Linked DNA regions of Homo sapiens: region 1 is linked to region 2. Evidence: chromatin contacts called from ENCODE Hi-C or POLR2A ChIA-PET data. All regions are on one chromosome and are shown on one strand. The core of a region is the stretch at or near the end of the contact, and the rest is flanking DNA. Distances in the headings are between cores, read along the strand shown.

Region 1 (6,682 bases), core at 3,066-5,565, 120 kb after region 2:
GTACTTGCTGACATAAAGACCACAGTTGGCTCCCCTTTACCTATGGGAGAGTATCCAAGATCTTCAGCAGCTCTCAGAAAAGCCTTTATAATTTGGCCTTAGGTCTTCTTCAGATTCATGTTCCCCACCCCTCCCTACCATGTACCCATTGTCCTGTATGAATTGCTTACTGTCCCCCAAATGTGCCTTACTCTTTAAAAACTTTATTCCCTCTGCCTGAAATCCTCCTCACCACTCTGAGCCTGGAAAATTTCTCTACTTCTTCTTTTTTTTTTTTTTTGAGACGGAGTCTTGCTCTGTCACCCAGGCTGCAGTGCAGTGGTACGATCTCGGCTCACTGCAAGCTCCACCTCCCGGGTTCACGCCATTCTCCTGCCTCTGCCTCCCGAGTAGCTGGGACTACAGGCGCCTGCCACCTCGCCCGGCTAATTTTTTTGTATTTTTAGTAGAGACAGGGTTTCACTGTGTTAGCCAGGATGGTCTTGATCTCCTGACCTCATGATGATCTCCTGACCTCGTGATCCACCCACCTCGGCCTCCCAAAGTGCTGGGATTACAGGTGTGAGCCACCGCGCCCGGCCAAAATTTCTCTTCTTCTTTAAAGACCCAGCTCAGAGTTAATATTCTTTGTGGGCCAGGCCCAGTGGCTCATGGCTGTAATCCCAGCACTTTGGGAGGCTGAGGTGGGCGGATCACTTGAGGCCAGGAGTTCAAGACCAGCCTGGCCAACATGGAGAAACCTCGTCTCTACTAAAAATACAAAAATTAGCTGGGCATGGTGGCCCATGCCTGTAATCCCAGCTACTTGGGAGGCTGAGGAAGGAGAATCGCTTGAACCTGGGTGGCAAAGGTTGCAGTGAGCCGAGATCGCAACACTGCACTCCAGCCTGGGCAACAGAGTGAGACTCCATCTAAAAAGAAAAAATTATTTGCGAACTCTGTCAGGATAAGTTAGTATTCCCTACCCCCATCCCCACACAGTTTGTCTGTGCCTCTAATATAGAACTTATCACACAGTATTGGAGATACCTGTAAAACAGGTCTGGCTCCCCTACCGGACTGTGTGTTACCTCAGAGCCTAGCATGGTACTTGGAACATGGCAAGAGCTCAAAAAATGCTGTTGAAAGAGTAGATGGAAGGGTGAATAAGTGAAGTTGGTCCCTGCTCTCGTAGACTGTTTCCTGCTTTGTTGTACAGAAGCCCCTTCCTGAAGCACCTGTTCTGGTGCCCCCAGCTCCTGCGTCCTACCTTAGTGCCCTATCTGGCACCTTCATCTTCACAGGGATAGTGCTTGTCTAGCTCTTGCCAGACCTTTTGACACCTGGCATCCTTCCCTGGAAGCCCAGGCCCCATGGCAGGGCCTCTGTCACTGGCTGCCAGACACTCTGGCTGCCAACCACCTGCCTGTCTGGGCTTCCTCCTGGCTTCTGCTGCATCCTGGTTACCCAGATGCTTGCTCTACCTGCCTGTCTAAATAGCTGGCTGAGGCTCTGCTTCTACTTCTGGGATCTTCTGCTTTACCCTGGACCATCTGTCTGCTCTCAAAGTCCTGACCCTCCCTGTTCTAGCATCCCCTGTCACCAAAGGAATCCAACTTCTATCACTGTCCTTCTAAAAGATAAGGTAGAGCATACTGATTAAATGCACAGGCTCTAGACTTTAATTTCCTAGATTCAAATCCCACTTCTTTCACTTACAGCTAGTTGTGTGGTGTTGGGGTAAGTCACTTCATCTCTTTGAACCACAGCTGGCTCATCTGCAAAATGGGCATGATAATGATACCTACATCAGAAGGTCACTGTGAGATTTAAAGAAGATAACATGCTTAATATATACCTGGCACCTAAGTAAATATCCAAGAACTATTTTCTATCGTTATTGTTTTTATGTTTCCAGTATCTACGACAGAATTGGCACTCAACAAACGTGTGTTGAGAGGGGAGGAGGAAAAGAAATAACAATCACTGGTTATTCCATTTCCTGATCAAAGTCGATTCCATTTGCTAATCCCACTCCCACCTCGGGAGGCAAATACCTTATCTCCATTTGGTTCTGTCACTCAGCTATTTCTGCAATCCCATGTCCTCTAGGAATCCTTTGCAGTTGAGAGCCAATAGCTTTCCTGGTCCCAATCTGCCTAGATAAACAAAAAACTCTCACGATTGCCCACTCCCACTTTTCATCTCAGTTACATGCATTTATCCTGATTCCTTCCCCCTGAAATTGCACTGACCCCAGATGTGTGGCTGGTGTGAACATTTGTGGATTACACATTTTACACATGAACCTACTTCTCCCCACCCTGCATGTATGTGCTTTCTGCATTTTCTTTTTTTATTTTATTTTTTTAAGACAGGGTCTCACTGAGTGCAGCGGCACGATCTTGGCTCACTGCAACCTCCGCCTCCCAGGTCCAAGCGATTCTCCTGCCTCAGCCTCCTGAGTAGCTGGCATTACAGGTATGAACCATCATGCCCAGCTAATTTTTGTGATTTTAGTAGAGACAGGGTTTCACCATGTTGACCAGGCTGGTCTGGAACTCCTGACCTCAAGTGATCCGTCTGCCTCGGCCTCCTAAAGTGCTGGGATTACAGGCATGAGCCACCGTGCCTGGCCGCTTTCTGCATTTTTAGTGTCACTCAACCCTTGTTGTCTCTGATTGTCAAGGCAACGACTACGTGTAAAGTAATGTGGACAGAGTCTTGGACAGAGAAATGCCTCAGAAATGTTTTGTGATGAAGATGAAGGAGAGGCGCTGGAAGCAGAAACTGGGGAGGGGGTAGGATTCGTGTCTCCACTTACTCTCCACCCCAGCAGGGACAGAAAGCATGCCTCCTCTTTCCTGTTCATTGGCTACATTCCTCTCTGAGGCCAGAGGGGCAAGCTGGACAATGCAAATGAACTTTGGATGAGACTTAGCCAAGGGGCCTCCAAAGGGAGAGCAGCGGGGCTGCTTAGGAGGGAATAAAAAAATAAGGTGGTCACCTATTTCTTAGCACCTTCTTTGTTTTCCCAATCGGCAAACTCCTGTCCTCTCCTGGAGATCCAAGACCAAAATGCAAAAGCTCCCTCAGAATATGTGCCTGAGTCTGAGAGCACTTTGCAGACTGGGAGGCCCCTGAGTCTCTAGCCTTTGGTATGATACTCAGGCTCCGGGGAATTGATCCTGCACCCATTATTCACAAAGCCCTATACAAGGCAGTGTTAAACTTAGGTCAAACTGCAAGTTTTCAATCACATGCTTTAGCTGTGGGATAAAGAGACACAGCAGAGAAGTGGTGATGGTTGTGTGAGCATCAAAGAGCAAATGAGACTACAAGAAGCAGCCCAAAGGGGGCAAATTTAGCCAGTCTCTTGCCAACTTCTCACTATGGATGTTCTATTGGCTTCATTTGACCCTATCCAGGAAAGCTAGGATTTCTTGTGCAGGTGGAAGTCCATTCATTCGCCTATTTCAGGGGTCTGGGTCCAGAAGAGCTTGTTAGTTCAGTCTCAGCTCCCTACTTTTCTTACTCCCCCTTCCTTTCCCCCTCCTCCTATTAACGACTGAAGGTCTGTTTCCTCTTTAGGGCTGCAATTTTGCATTTGCAGCCCCCGGCAAAACTGTCATACGTGCCCACCGCAGGTGCCCACTGCAGATGCCCGAGACCCAGAGAAATGTTTGTAAACTTTCAACCCTGACTGTACTCCCCCGGACTCCTCCCTCAGTGGGGCCGGCTGTTGGGGCAAGGCAGCTGACCTTTGCTAGGGACTCAGAGCTGCGGGGGTTCTGGAATTGAACTGGAAATTGAGTGGCAAAAGCCCCGCTGTCGTTTCTCCTGCCCCTGCTCCCACCCCGATCTTGTGGACGAGAAAAAGCTCAAAGAACAGTGAGGGGTTAAGCTCCTTATAAGGAAATGAACCTCCTCTTTCCTGTACGGAAATTGTGCTTTTTGCTTCTATATGTTCAAAATACACTGTAAAAAAACGATCCTCGATAGGATTCACCAAATCCACTTCCCTAGGGCGAGGCGGCGGAGGTGGGGGGTGGGCGTCGAGTGGGAGCGAGGAGAGAGAGGACGGGAGGGGCGGGAATCAGGCGAGTGTGTGAAGAATTTGAGGGATGAGTCATCAAAAACAAACTGGGAAAGGGAGCGGAACTAGTAATCCGAGCTGGGAAGCAGACGAACATTCATTAGACGCAGATCGTGTCAATCACGTTTGCTCCGCAAATGACCTGAGAGCCTGCCGGGCCTCTCCGACCGGAAAAAGGGTTTTGGTGGGCGGTCTAAAGATTTTGAAATCGGAAAAGGCAGATTGCTAGCGAGCCGTCAGAGCAGCTTGCCGCAGCTCAGGCGGGCTCCGCAGAAAGATGGCGTTTGCTATCAAGGTCACATGGCCACTTTAGGGGACTAAAACGAAATACTAGCTGAGAACAACAGGAACTGCCAGCACAGGATCAGATTTTCAGAAGCAGTCTCAATTCTAAGTGTCTTTTTCTAATTAGAATCGTAAGCACATTTTTTTGTATTTGTCCGAACACATGTCCTAAGTCATCAAAACTATGTGAAGGGGTGGAGTTTCACTGGGGGTCTTCTCTTTCCGGGAGCCTGAAAAGGATGGGAGGAGGGTGGGGGAAACCCAAGGGCCAGGGTAACCGCAGAACCGGAAAGCAGCACGTGCCAGGACAGAAGGCACCCACTAGGGTCTCTGCACTGAGAGCAGTATGGGAAACCGATTCCACCAGGGACTGTGAAACTCACTAGATCTGTTAGGCTGGTGCAAAAGTAATGGCGGTTTTTGCCGTTAAAGGTAATTGCAAAAACCGCCATTACTTTTGCACCAACCTTCAGGTTCGGGTCTACGCAGCTTTGTCTAACCTCTGACCTCTCATGAGTTGGGAAAGGTTACCCTGGCAAAAAAGGATTTGCTTAGGTGCCCTATACATTGTACCAGATAACTTCCTCTATGATTTTTTTTTTTTTTTTTGAGATGGAGTTTTCACTCTTGTTGCCCAGGCTGGAGTGCAATGGCACGATCTCGGCTCCTTGCAACCTCCGCCTCCCGGGTTCAAGTGATTCTGCTGCCTCAGCCTTCGAAGTAGCTGGGATTACAGGTACCTGCCACCACATCTGGCTAATTTTTTGTACTTTTAGTGGAGATGGGGTTTCACCATGTTGGCCCAGCTGGTCTCGAACTCCTGACCTCAGGTGATCCACCTGCCTCAGCTTCCCAAAGTGCTTGGATTACAGGCGTGAGTCACTGCGCCTGGCCTCCTCTGTGGTTAAGCTTTATTTATTTATTTATTTATTTATTTATTTATTTATTTATTTATTTTGAGATGGAATTTCGCTCTGTCATCCAGGCTGGAGTGCAGTGGTTCAGCTCAGTGCAACTTCCACCTCCCGGGTTCAAGCTATTCTCCAGCCTCAGCCTCCCGAGTAGCTGGGGTTACAGGAGTGTGCCACCATGCCCAGCTAATTTTTGTATTTTAGTAGAGATGGGGTTTATTTTATTTTTATTTAGTAGAGGCAGGGTTTCACCATGTTGGCCAGGCTAGTCTCAAACTCCTGACCTTAGGTGATCTGCCCATCTCGGCCTCCGTAAGTCCTGGGATTACAGGTGTGAGCCATCAGGCCCGGCCAACTATGGTTAAACTTTAGTTGATACAAGATAAGAAATGTGAACACTGTAAGCCCATTTGTTTGTGTGTTCTCTTGTTACCTCTTTTGGTTACTTTCTTATTCATTAGTGTCCTAGCAAATGTTACTTTTCAAAAATTGCAGCCTTGTCTTAACTAAAAGATAAAAAGGAATTTGTTTACTTCTTAGCCGGTACAGTTAGAGGGCATGCACTCTGGCAGCCCTGTAATATAGGGACCAGGGAAGAACTGAGGCAAATAAAAGTAGTGATCCATGAATCGAAGCATTCAAATCTAGCTGATGGTTTCTTTCTTTTGCACTTCTGCCATTTTCATGCCCCTCACCTGCAATTGACAATCCAAACTGAGAGCTGGTCCAGGATTCTCCAGCACCCAGAAGAGCCTGAGTGGGCACAACAGAAACTCAGACTTTAAGGGTACCTAGGAATGGAAGTAGTAGCAGAAGGATTAACCTTTTCATTAGCTCAGTCTTGTCCTTGCTCAGCTCTGGCCATCCCAGTTCAAGCCATCCCCTCAAACTATGCTCTACTAATACTCCTTTATAAGTTATCATCAGACCACTCCAGTTTTTGTTTGTTTGTTTGTTGTTGTTGTTGTTGAGACAGAGTCTCAGGCTGTCGCCCAGGCTGGAGTGCAGTGGCGCGGTCTCGGTTCACTGCAACCTCCGCCTCCCAGGTTGAAGTGATTCTCCTGCCTTACCCTCCAGAGTAGCTGGGATTACAGGCACCCGCCACCATACCTAGCTAATTTTTGTATTTTTTGTAGAGACGGGTTTTCACCACGTTGGCCAGGCTGGTCTCAAAAATTCCTGACCTCAAGTGATCCGCCCACCTCGGCCTCCCAAAGTGCTGGGATTACAGGTGTGAGCCACCGCACCCAGCCTCAGTGTCAGTTTTATTGATCCTTTTGAATCTATTTAGGAATGGGGCTTGAGGGAAAAGGGGGCCACCATCTGTTCTGTTATCTGAGGCACCGTTTCTCCCTCCCCTAACCTTTAAGAGGGGCTGTAGGAATTCTAAGTGTAGTTTCAATAAACAGGT
Region 2 (6,028 bases), core at 3,529-6,028:
GGATTACAGGCATGTGCCACAACACTCAACTAATTTTTTGTATTTTTAGTAGAGACGGGGTTTCATCATGTTGGCCAGGCTGGTCTCGAACTCCCTACCTCAGGTGATCCATGTGCCTCAGCCTCCTAAAGTGCAGGGATTACAGGCGTGAGCCACCGCGCCCAGCCCTGTATAACTCTTAGAAGAAAACATAGGGGCCGGGCGTGGTGGCTCACACCTGTAATCCCAACACTTTGGGAGGCCAAGACGGGCAGATCACGAGGTCAGGAGATCAAGACCATCCTGGTTAACACGCTGAAACCCGTCTCTACTAAAAATACAAAAAATTAGCCAGGCGAGGTGGCGGGCGCCTGTAGTCCCACCTACTCAAGAGACTGAGGCAGGAGAATGGCGTGAACCTCGGAGGTGGAGCTTGCAGTGAGCCAAGATTGCGCCACTGCACTCCAGCCTGCGCAACAGAGCAAGACTCCGTCTCAAAAAAAAAAGAAAAAAAAAAAAGAAGAAAAGGTAGGGACAAATGTTCATGACCTTGGATTAGGTAATGGTTTCTTAGATATGACATCAAAAGCATAAGCAACCAAAGAAAAAAATAAACTGTATTTCAAATTAGCTGGGCATGGTGGCAAGCGCCTGTAGTTTTAGCTACTCGGCAGGAGAATCGCTTGAACCCAGGAGGCAGAGGATGCAGTGAGCCGAGATCGCACCACTGCACTCCAGCCTGGGCGACAAAGCAAGACTCCGTCTAAAAAAAAAAAAAAAAAAAAAAAAAGGACTTCTTCCACCACGGAGTCTTCCCTTTTGCTACTGTCCACATTAACTTTTCCATTCTTTCAACTACAGCTCTTAAAAACTGTACTGCACAATTTGGCACTCAGTTAAACTACCTGATAATGTTTATTATTATTTCATGTAGATTGGTCTTGACTTGTCAGCCAGGTTGTTACTTTGTTGAGAGAAATGAGTAAGTCTTCTGTTTCTCAGATATTTCTAAACCACCTAACACATAACTGGGCACATAGGGAGTACTCAGTAAATACCTGGTGTTTATGAGGAATAGATTGAATGTGCATGTGCTTGTTTTCACAATGTGTGTTGAACACACAGTTGGGGGTAATAAATACAATCTTAGATAGTGAGGTGAGAGAATGACACTATGTGAAACTGAAGAATACAAGATTTATTTAAGGGAAAAAAACAGCATGGTTTGGACAATTTTGTTCTCCCCTCCTTCAGCCTCCTGCTGCTCAATGATGCCACATGGCCAACAATATCCTGGTATCTAAGATTCTAAGGGAATCATTGAGGTCCTATCTAGACATCAACTGTCTGGTGTCACTATTCCCCCATTGCTTCCTCCTCTTCCTCCTCCTCTGTCCAGCTCAGATCATCATCTGAATCGTCAGATTCTTCCTCATCCATCTCTAACACAACCCCTGCCCTAGCCTTCTTAGCTAGTGCATCAGGGTGCTCCAGCTGGGCCCAGGATCCTGGGTCAGCCTTGACCAGGGAGATTTCAACCCGAGATGGCATCAAGAAGACAGAGCTCTGCTCCACGTTTATGACCTGAGGAGGAGCAAAGGAAAACAGAAGAAAGAGAGAATGAGGAAATCAAAGGCATTGGGGTCAGGGTGGAGTGGTGACAAATGAGAGAGAGAAATTTTTAATAAGGTAAGAAAAAAGGTAAGGGAGGAATAAGACAATAAGGGAGAGAGAGGAAAGAAATGAGAGATGAAAAGGGAGAAGGAAGAGGGGAGGGAAAGAGGGAAATAGGAAGAGTAGGAGAGAGAGAGAAAATGAAAGCAAATGAAGAGAAAACCTCCATTTTCCTAGTACAACTCCTTCCCTCAAGACACCCTCTATTCCAGTCTAGCCGCTCTTTCACCCATCTGCCTCCCACTCTTGTGTCCCCTGGTCTTCACTTACCCCCCAGAGCTTCATCTGTGCTTGGAACACACGGTTACCATCAAAGACAATGTGGACATGAAGCTGAGAGAAAAGAATTACAGGGGTAGTAACAAACCCAGAAGGTCAGAATAGGTCATTACGACAGATAACCAGGTCAGAGGTATGATCCACAGGTTGGCCAGACAGCCCTGACCTAATAACTCTCCTTTCCTCTAAGGGTACTATGGAGCCTACAGGTTAACAGCAAATGGCAACTCTGCCTGTGAGATTGTAGTATCACCCAATTGACTATCCTCCCATCCAACATCAGATCATTGCTCACCTCAGTTTGACTGGCCTTCACCCAGTTAAACGCAGGAAGTGGAATCTGGCCATATACAGTCACCACTACTAAGGAATCTGTCTGGTGCCAATCATGGCGGCAAGATGCTGGGAGCTAAAGAGAAGATGTGAAATGCAGGTGGTAAGAATAAATTCTTAACTGAAGGGGAGTTCTCATGATGCACGTGGAGAAGAGACAGAGAGTCTCAAAAAGATTAACACAACCTCATATTGCAAAACCTCTGGGCTGTTGAGGGATAAGGAGCAGAATCTTATTTGGTCTATACTAAAGGGAGAAGACAGGGAGCTTGGCTATGTGGTACAGAGAGGGAGGAGAATTTACCTCTGAGATTGGGTTCTAATCAAGAGTTCAGGAAAGCTGGGGCTTACCTGCTTCCCCCAGTCATGTCTACCGACTCTGCACCCTGGTTGTGCCAAGAATGCCCCAAAATCCAGGGTCTGGATGCCACAACAGCTCCAAGACTTCATCCTGAAGTAGGAAGATAATTCAACTGAATTCTCTCACCCCCAATATTATCTTATGACCAAATATTAGGAGAAACCTGTCTCATAGCCTCATAGCCCACCCAGTCCCCTCCCTCACCCCTCATGGAATCGGGGTGCTCCTGGGTGGTAGGTACATGGAGTAGCATCACTCTCAGGGCCTTGGTAAACCTAAGAAGGATAAAGTAGAACCAGGTCATTCTAAGGTATATCCTACTCAGCCTATCTATACCCAGTCATCCCTCAGCCATATGCTTGAGCCCCTCAAAACTCTCACTCACAGCATCACATCCTGGGTTCTGGCAGCTGGAACCAGTCCGGATCAGACTGTCAAGTCCTGGGCAAGGGAAACAGAGTCAGGAACTTATCCATCCCCCCACTCAATTGCCACTTCCACTAAATTCCAGTCTATGAAGTTGATCCTACTAAAGACCCACCTACCTGCCCCAGGTTCCTGGTCTAATTCCTTCTGTTCCAATGCCATTTCCAGGGCTTGGGATATATTTAGCGGCAGCAGCTTCAGAGGCAACTCTGACCTAGGGGTTAAGGGTGGTGATTTAGTTCTGACCCATTAGCTATGATTGCTAGCTCCAACACTCCCACCGATGGTAATGGAATTAAAGAAGCCTGGTGAAAGTGAGGCAGAGTTGGAGAGGTTGGGTAGCAACCCCATTGCCAATTTTCATCTCTGTGGACATCCCAAATACCTGAACCCTAGAGAAATCCCCAGCACTTCTCTTACCCATCTACTCAGTTGCTCTAAACCTAACCACTTTTCTCTGCAGAACTGAGTCATATCCTCTTCCTCTTTATCTAATCGTGGACCTAATATGACTTCCTTCTGTTGCTCTTATTATTCCCACAAAATTTGGGAAGTCTCCTGGCTGCCAATAATACAATACATCCTTTTCTTGATATGAGATTTATCTTAAAGTTCTTTTCTAGAAAGAGAAGTCATTCTCAACAATCCCTTTTGTGTTATACACTAAGGATGTATTTGTGAGGGGCTATCTACTCTGTTGATTCAGGTATCTATCCCATCATCCCACACCACCTTAGAGGAAAGGGCGTTATTTCCAGACACAAATTTCCCCTAAGGCACAGGATATACACCATCCAAACCCTGACATCTGGCCCTCCTCACATCCCTGGTCCCTAGTTCCCAGTCCTCAATGACCCATTAATCACTCCTAGGAAGCTACATGAAAATAAGAAAAGTCCAGGGGCCTCCTCCTCTTTACTTGGGCCTCTCCCGGCGCAAGGTCTCTGCTGACTTTGGAATCACATTCAGAGGTTTTTGCTCCTGAAGTGAACTGCTTGTAGCAGGGCCTTCAGGTTGAGGGGCCTCAGGAAGCTTCTCAGCACAGTGTGGTCCCATAGTACAGCCCTAGTATAGATAAGGAGATAGGATTAGGGATAGAATCCTTCTATTGGGGGCAGAATCCAAGTACATAAATAATTTACCTTGATGTTTAAGAACTCAGAGAAATCTACAGTTCGCTTTCGGCAGCAGGACCAACCCTGATAACAAGAGACCCAGATCAGCTTAGCTTCCTGGGTATTATCTCTTCTGGGAAATGCTCTTGCTAACCCCCCTCACCTACTCCTCACCTTAAGTGCATCATGGAAGATTGGGACCCCAGGGTGATGGCAACAGGAATCTGTGGACATCAGTAGAAGTTATCAAGGAAGGGAAGATAACTATACCAAGTATCATTTTTCACCTCTTCCCCGGGTTTCTATTTATGGTTTCTTCCCATATAATGTGAAGAAAAAAAAAAAAGCCAGCAAAGGCTGTAAGATCACTCAGACCAATTAAACTAGGGCAGGTAGTTTCTTTCCCCGCTCCTCAAACACACTGCCCCCCAGCTGACCAGTCCCCAACACCCACACAGAGCCCCTGGCCAGGTCAGGATTCTTTACTCACCAGGAAGGTTGGTATTAGGGTCAAAGTGCTGCCCACAGCCTTTGTTACGACAGAGTAGAGACATGGAAGCGTTGGTTGAATGATTACTGAAAGGGTATTTCAAGGAGTCTGGCTGCCGAATGGGGAACACCTCTTAGTCTGGAGGCTTTTAGCTGCCTGGAAGGGCCAGCTGTTTCTATCTTTAGTTCAGGAGGCGTACACCTCCTAACATGGGCAAGGGAACTTCAATTCGTCTTTCCAGCCAATAGGAAAGAGCTCGGGGGCATTTTAGCTCTGAGGCTCAGGAAAAAAGGATCAGGCAGAGTAGGGCTTTGAACTTGGGTGAGGTCAGCTCACCACTACTGAGACAGTTTTAGATTCACCACAGCAATTCCAAGCCTTGGACACAGCAGCAGCTGCTAAGAAACAAATACCAATTTTGAGACCCCCCCCGCGCCCCCAGCTCGATGAGGATTAAGCCCATTTTCTTCCTCTTTCAGAGGGGCAGCTTTCCTCCATCATTACTTCCATGTAGTATCAATAGCGCTAATCCTTGCCAACCCCTCCAGCCATTTGATGCACCTCATCCCCACCTCCTCCCCATGTTTGTCTAGATCAATACTGTAATCCAAAGGTCATAAAGGATTACCTTTATAGAGTCTACTGCTCATCTCCTAAGATAACTCCCCTCCCTCCTTTCCCCTTCAAAAACACCACAGAAAATTAAAAGGCTTAAAATGTATTTTAATAGGTTGATGCTGCATTACTGCTCCATTTTTCAGAAAAACTCCAAATATATGAGACAAATCAAACACAGTACACCAATGAAAAAAAAAATGCACAGCATGACTACCTAAGATAGGCGAGTCTAAGAGCTACTGTCAGACCTTCAGTATACAGTAACCCTGTTCCCAAGATTGTACTAGGCCTATCAAGAAAAGCTGTGAACAGCAACATCATAGACACAAAAGGGTCATTCCTGGGTGTCCTCACCCAAGAAAAAGATGGAGGCAAGTTAACACAAGATTTTTTTTTAAAGATACACTAAAATGAAAATCTCTAAGAGAAAATGTCTTCTTTAGGACATGAAGGGGTAATATATGGGGTATAACAGAACCGTATGTACGCTGCCTGTGACCTTTGTGGACGTTTGCCTGAATTCTCACCTGGGAGTGAATGGAGCAATGGGGCTAAGGTCATTGGGGGATGTTTGGTTTTTGTGGTGTATGTGGCAGTTTCTCTGGGGCTGGGGGAGTGTAAGGATAAGAAGCAAGTGAGGTTGGGCACGGTGGCTCACCCCTGTAATCCCAGCATTTTGGGAGGCCGAGGTGGGTAGATCACGAGGTCAGGAGTTCAAGATCAACCTGGACAAGCTTGAACCCGGGAGGCAGA

The links. A loop is a pair of places that touch in the nucleus more often than their neighbours do. ChIA-PET counts read pairs that join two places held with the same protein, here RNA polymerase II (POLR2A). Pooled maps may share reads with other maps.
Region 1: a loop to region 2 is called in a pooled map, with 2.7 times the contacts of the local background. The contact joins the enhancer-like site here to the promoter of ITGB1BP2 in region 2. A Hi-C loop is called at or near these places in 2 of 50 pooled maps. POLR2A ChIA-PET finds 5 or more read pairs at or near these places in 8 of 52 experiments (AG04450, CD8-positive, alpha-beta memory T cell, HepG2 and 5 more).

What each region holds. Positions count from the first base shown.
Region 1 is chrX:71,179,689-71,186,370 of GRCh38, reverse strand. It overlaps LOC107985688 (a long non-coding RNA gene), which reads left to right. Exons shown (of 2, transcript XR_001755878.2): 2 at 2,354-2,989. Among named protein-coding and RNA genes, the nearest start is that of NLGN3, 38 kb to the right of the region's middle. RefSeq lists enhancers at 3,899-3,988, 4,038-4,332, 4,389-4,438. Within about 2 kb of position 4,315, at least 35 of the 41 ENCODE cell types and tissues checked have a DNase peak (open chromatin) inside an H3K27ac peak, as active enhancers do.
Region 2 is chrX:71,300,500-71,306,527 of GRCh38, reverse strand. ITGB1BP2 (integrin subunit beta 1 binding protein 2) reads right to left here and starts at 4,778. Exons shown (of 11, transcript NM_012278.4): 1 at 4,658-4,778; 2 at 4,342-4,391; 3 at 4,195-4,251; 4 at 3,972-4,117; 5 at 3,172-3,266; 6 at 3,012-3,067; 7 at 2,831-2,901; 8 at 2,617-2,716; 9 at 2,228-2,341; 10 at 1,924-1,986; 11 at 1,157-1,563. The coding sequence starts at 4,721. The coding sequence ends at 1,336. NONO (non-POU domain containing octamer binding) reads right to left here. Exons shown (of 12, transcript NM_007363.5): 12 at 5,360-6,028. RefSeq lists an enhancer at 1,781-2,980.